2 separate regions of the Mus musculus genome follow, and region 2 is linked to region 1. A link is a loop called in an ENCODE intact Hi-C map of the cell type or tissue named here. Cell type or tissue: left cerebral cortex. All regions are shown on one strand. Each heading gives the region's core, and the rest is flanking DNA. Links, peaks and the distances in the headings are about the cores only.

The links. Peaks named below come from ENCODE experiments on the same cell type or tissue, not always from the same donor. Only the 100,000 strongest peaks of a DNase experiment are listed, where the experiment ranks them.
Region 2: a loop joins it to region 1, with 2.1 times the contacts of the local background. A loop is called at or near these places in 2 of 42 quality-filtered maps.

Annotation. Positions count from the first base shown.
Region 1 is chr3:141,612,548-141,615,473 of GRCm38, forward strand. The region is part of intron 1 of Unc5c (unc-5 netrin receptor C); the gene reads left to right. Among named protein-coding and RNA genes, the nearest start is that of Gm15689, 69 kb to the right of the region's middle. In left cerebral cortex, for the core only: no CTCF peak of the experiment used is centred there; a DNase peak (open chromatin) is centred at 1,454.
Region 2 is chr3:141,468,306-141,471,231 of GRCm38, forward strand. All of the region lies in intron 1 of Unc5c (unc-5 netrin receptor C), which reads left to right. Among named protein-coding and RNA genes, the nearest start is that of Unc5c, 4.2 kb to the left of the region's middle. In left cerebral cortex, for the core only: a CTCF peak has its summit at 1,224 (motif pointing right); a DNase peak (open chromatin) is centred at 1,240.

The DNA of each region.
Region 1 (2,926 bases), core at 317-2,816:
GCACAAGTAAGCCCTGACTCCCCTGCAGATGTCAGCTTTCATTGGAGAGAAATGAGATCAGTGCTGGCTTGAATGTAATCAAATAGTGACTTTTCAGTTGACGCCAAGGACTTTGAAAATCCCGCCACTGTATCTGTGGTTGGTAGCACCATCCCCAAGAATGTCATGGTATAAATGGACATCTTGACAATAAGAGACATCATATTTTTCCAAACTAACATTAAGCAGTTGAAATATCCTTTATTGTTAAGGGCTGACCATAGAAAGCAGGGAAACTATTTTTTTTTAATAATAGCAGTTACTGGTTTTCATAGTGGAAATGTATTTAAAATGCAAGTGATGGGAATTTCAAAAACACTGGAGTCTCTGGAAAGACAAAGAACCAGTGATTTCATGATCATTTTGTATGATTTTGGTAACATTCCAAGGTCAGTCACTGATACTTATTTCCATTTCATTTTGAAGCTATAATTTCCACTAGTGGTAAATATGGCTCAGGATAACCATGAATATATTTCAATTTCAAGCAAATATTTAAAAAAATAATAGTAACAATAGTGATAAGAAAACCATCAGATATTAGGAACCTGGTGAAATCCCGTGGTGTGGGGCTTGTGGTTATGATGAATCACCTGACTGTGACTTGTCACTGTATCCACTGAGGGACACTGGGTTGATGGAAGCAGAGAGTAACTCTGCCAGAGCTGATGGTGTCCTATGAGATCATCATGGCTAATGATGTCTGCCCACACTCATTTAGTAATTGAGGAAGACAGCATCCCAGAAAAACATGTTAATCTACATGGTTAAATACTATAGGCTAAGAACGGTTGTCATCTTGATCTTCACTTAGAACCTGGAGGCCTGCGTTACGTTTTTTCAGTATCATTTTCCTCACTTTATCATAGTTTTGAGGAATAGGTGGGGTAGTCATAGATTCCAGTATTCTTTATGCACAGTACATTTAGAAAATGAGGCAAAGTTCAGCCAGGTGAACACTTGAGAAGTCAAGTTCAAGTGCATCTTTTCTTCATCAATGAGAGAGGAAAACAACCCAAATGCTGTCATTAAAAATAGAATGTACTTTTGAAAGTTATCTCTAATATGTGGGGTATGACCAGACCCCTTCCAGAAAATACTCCGAAGATTAGCAGGCAGACATTGTACATTACTTAAGAACTGTACACAGTTGCATTATTAATGTCTGTTTTCTCACTGACGGTATAAAAGTGATTCTTAAAGAAAAATGGAAGAGAATGTTTATGTGCCCTTTGCTTATCCCTCCCCCCACCCCAGCCCTTCAGAGTCTATCGACTCTTCATCAATTTAATTATTGTGTTATAGCTGTCTAATGTACTTGCCACACAGGAGGCTAAGTAGTTTCCTTCCCCAAGGTAGTTTTCTATTGCTGGAAAGCCATCCGTCTGTGAGTCACGCTGGCCTCTTTGGAAATATCCTCCCATTGATTTCCCTACTAGAAAGATCTTTAAAGGATGATTCAAGAAAACATAACAGACCTACGTTCGTTTTCTTAAATTTAGATTGTGATATTCTTCACATCTTCTGGAACGCACCAAGGCTAAAATATATTTTAAGTACCTCACAATATATTTTAAAGAGCTGGGAACAACCACAAAGAGAGAGAGAGAGAGAGAGAGAGAGAGAGAAAGAAACATCACTAAAACCTCACATTATCTTTAGGATTACCAACAAATACTTTAAAGTTAGATTAGATTAGTTTGCCAATTTAGAAAGAATTGAATCAATCTCTTAATAGTCTCTTTATACACTGACGTAAAGGAACATGGATTTCCTGTGAGGTTTGAAAGATAAAAATAAAGCAAAGACCTTGAAACAAGAGATTAAAAACACATAAGAAAGCAGAAGACTGGTCAACTTAGAAAGAGAGACCATCAACCAAGAAGAGATGATCCATGAACACATGGGCTAAGCTGAATTATTTTCTTTCCATTAATTAAGAATTATGGTTAAAATATATATACTGTCTCCTGAAGGGGAGCAGTATTTTAAAAGTCAGTAGAAGTAAAATAAAAATTAGTGAATATTTATTGAGTACTATTGACTTTGCTGCCCAGAAACTTTCAGCAGCTCCCTGCTATGTGTCAAACTATGTGACTGCTGTTCGTCTCTACATCCACACTATTTTTTATACAGCCTGTTTCCTCAAAAGTTCTCCTTGATATACTGAAGCCAGTATTTTGCATCCTGTGGGGTCTTTTTTCTATTTCCCATCTCCATCCCCTTCTCACCCTTCCTCAGGCAAACCATAGTCAGCTGCTATGGACAATTTGAAGTAGCCCTGGATCACGTACCTGGGATTAGAACAAAAAACATTCTTTTAATAGTTCTGTGTTATTTAACGAAACCAGAATTCTCACAAGACAGCATGGCTCCCCCAAAGTCTCTAGTGTTGGAAACACCAACGTCTCCGTAATCTTACTTCAAGGCCGTGTTTAGCTATTCCTTTCCATATTCTCAAACCCATGTACAGTCTTTCTGAAAACATTATCATGCATGTGCATGCATGCAAATATTATAAGACACTTTGTAGAGTTGATGTGGCTTCTACAGACTCAACCTGCTTGGAAAGAAATGCCAGCTGAACCATCTCAGTGGAACCCAGGTCTTTTTCACCTTTTTTTCTGTTTTTTTTTTTTTTTTTTTTTTTTTTTTTTTTTTTTTTTTTTATGACTGCCATACTTAGTGTCTTAGAAATTTCCACTTAGAAATAACTGAGCATGGTTGATGCTCTGTTTCCCCCATGATTGACGTAGCATTGAGGTCCTCTAGGACACAAAAGCATTTCATGCTCAGTGAGTCTAAAACATAATCTAAATACCTTACAGTGTATTTTTTTTAAAAAACTTTTTTGATGTATGACAGACAAATAACTAAAAGCTCAGAC
Region 2 (2,926 bases), core at 269-2,768, 140 kb before region 1:
GAAAAAAAAAAGTAGATCTCGAGTTGAAATCAGCCCAGGGGAGGAGAAAAACCAACCACAACATGGTTGTAGAAGCACAGAGCGAGTATTATTTATGAGTGAGGGAGTTTTGCAACTGTGGATTAAAGACAGACAGCAGTCATGTTAAACAGGTCCTTGGGAAATTCTCTGAGCTGTAGGCAACAACTTTCCCCCTCTCTACCCCTGCTCTAATTGGTTCATTGAGTATTGCTGGGAAACCTTTTCTCCAGGGAATTCTCAGGGCTCCTGACTTCCAAGAATGAAAGATTTTTACTAGGAAAGGCAAGGGGTGTGTGTGTGTGTGTGTGTGTGTGTGTGTGTGTGTGAGTGAATTTTTGCCTCCTTTTACGTCACAATGTCTCTCTTATCTGCCACCACTAATATTATGTGTGCTAACACCTCCAAGTTTAGACCAGAAAATTATTAATATCTATTCAGAGATAATTCCCTTATTGCATAAATTTAGTGTTTTTAAGACAAGTAACACATTTCTTTCCACAGGAGAGGAAAGTACTTTCATAGCTTTATGCATGTTGGTGTTTCACAAATTGACAGTCTGTTTTGATAATAGCCAAATTTGATGGCTACTCTCTCATATATGGCTCAGCTGGGAGACAAATTCATGTATTCACTATGGAGATTTACAATAAAGAAAAATAGACAAGTTGGCCTTTGTTAGGCAAGTAATTCTGTATTCTAATTTAGAGACTGATTAAAAGTCTTCAGAGAACAAACTTTGCAAGCACATGGCTAAAAATAAATGCTGGATCGTGGCAGAGTGTGTTGGTTTATACCTGTAAGACTCCCACTTAAGTAGGCTAAGACATGAGGAATGTAAGGTCAAAGCCAGCCTGTGTAACAAAGCCAGATCCTGTCAGTAAAACAAAGAAATCATTACATTATAATTAACATCAGAGTTAAGTGGGGAAGAATCATTTAAAGTATCCATCTTTGTACCCTGGGATAGGTCATCATGAGAATCCATGCAAATATATTGGAAACAATTCCCCTAAGGAGATGAGAGCATCCTGGGAGCTGTACTAGGCTAACCTTCTTTGTGTATGTAGTGTAATTGTTGAGATTTAAATATAACCGTCCCCTTATGTGTCCCTTTTATTAGCATGAAAAGGGAGAGTGTGCTCCATTAGGCCTTAACTGCACATAGCACTTTTATGACTTAGGTCATGGCTTTGCTGGAGCAGCAGAGGGAGCCACTCTAAGAAGAAACACAATCACTGGGGGCTGTAGTCATTTCTGGAAGATGGTGTGGATAGAAGCTGAGTCTAGACTCCGGCCTTGAAGTTTTAGCCTAGATCCCTTTTACTTGACCTTTGCATCTGTGCAACTTAAAAACCAATCTGTTCTCATTTCCTGCAAACTACATTTTTGAGCTTATTTGAACAGAGTGTGTACGAGAAGTAGTATGCCAGAGGGAACAAGTCCCAGACTGTTTGCTGCTTGTTGGAGAGTTAGACTTGAATAAACTTTATCATCGGGATAGATCTACCAGCATATTAATTTCTGAACTGTAACCCTGTATACAGATATGTTCCTTGTGTCAAGGTGGCCAGGATTATCCCATGAGTGGTAGTGGTAATGGAGACAGTTCCAAAAATTTTGTACATAGAAGATTAATGGTATTTTATACATACAAGATTAATTGGTTGGAAGTAGTAAGGAAGGGACACTTGGAAGTTGAACTAGTCCAGGCACATACTCTCATTCATTCATTCATCCCACCATCTCTCATGCTGGCTGTGAACTCATGAGCCACCTACCCACCTTGGCCCCTACCCCCATTTGTTTCTGGGATTACAACTGTGTACCCCCATGCCCATGATGGAAGTGGGCTTTTCTTGAAGTTAAATTTGCATTTCAAAAGTATTACTTATATTCAGATGCAACCCACCCCCACCCCCAGCCTGAAATCTGGCAGGAAGAGAACATCAGGGGTAGAGCCTGCCACCCTATCGTTCTGCCACTCCCACTGCTGCTGCCTGCCGCCTAGCTGTTCTGGAGCTATCATGTGGTCACCTGAAACTGGACTCCAAGGATGATTTGGTGGGAATGGGCCCCTTCTCCTTCTTCATAACCCGGTGTCTCGGAATAGTAAAATCGAACCTTGATCAGACTGATGTCTTGGTTCCGTTCTTTCCCGAGTCACCTAGTTCCCTCTTCTCTTCCAGATTCCAAGATGCCTCCCGGGCTAGAACCCAGACATGTGGGCCGCTGGCCGGCCTCAACATTCAGATACCTCCCCTACTTTGGTAATGGGGATTGAATCTAGGTACCTGTACATGTTATGATAGCAAGTGCTATGCTATGACTCTATGGCCCCATGCCTACTACTTAGAGTCAGTGGCTATTTTGTCTGGCTTTGGGGAGGTACAAGCTAATAACAGTGAATACCATGTGCCTGTTTTAGTTAGCACAATGCATCATAATTCCTCGGACACATCCTAGCTATATGACTGTGATATGCCAAGTTATTTGACTATTCTGTACCTCAATTTCCCCACATGTAAAATGAGAAAAATATATACCATAGGTCATACTAAGGCTAAATTAGTGTATGTAAACCATCTACAGTGATAGGTAGTTCACAAAAAAAATTATTATTCCTTGACTTCCAACTTTGTAAAACACTGGCAAAAAGTGAGTCAAATTCACCAGGCCTTAAATAGATCCACACTCTATTTGAATTTTCACATTTAATTGCTTGTGATTGTAGTGAACATATAAAATAATCACTGATATTTCTTTGCATGTTACTTTCTGACCAACTTTTAAGACAAACTGAAGACTTTGAGAGGCCTTAATGTTTACTTTTACTTAGAGTTAAAACAAAGGTATTTTTTCCTGAAAATCTGTGATTCTGACTTAAATTATTGATAGTTAAGTTCTT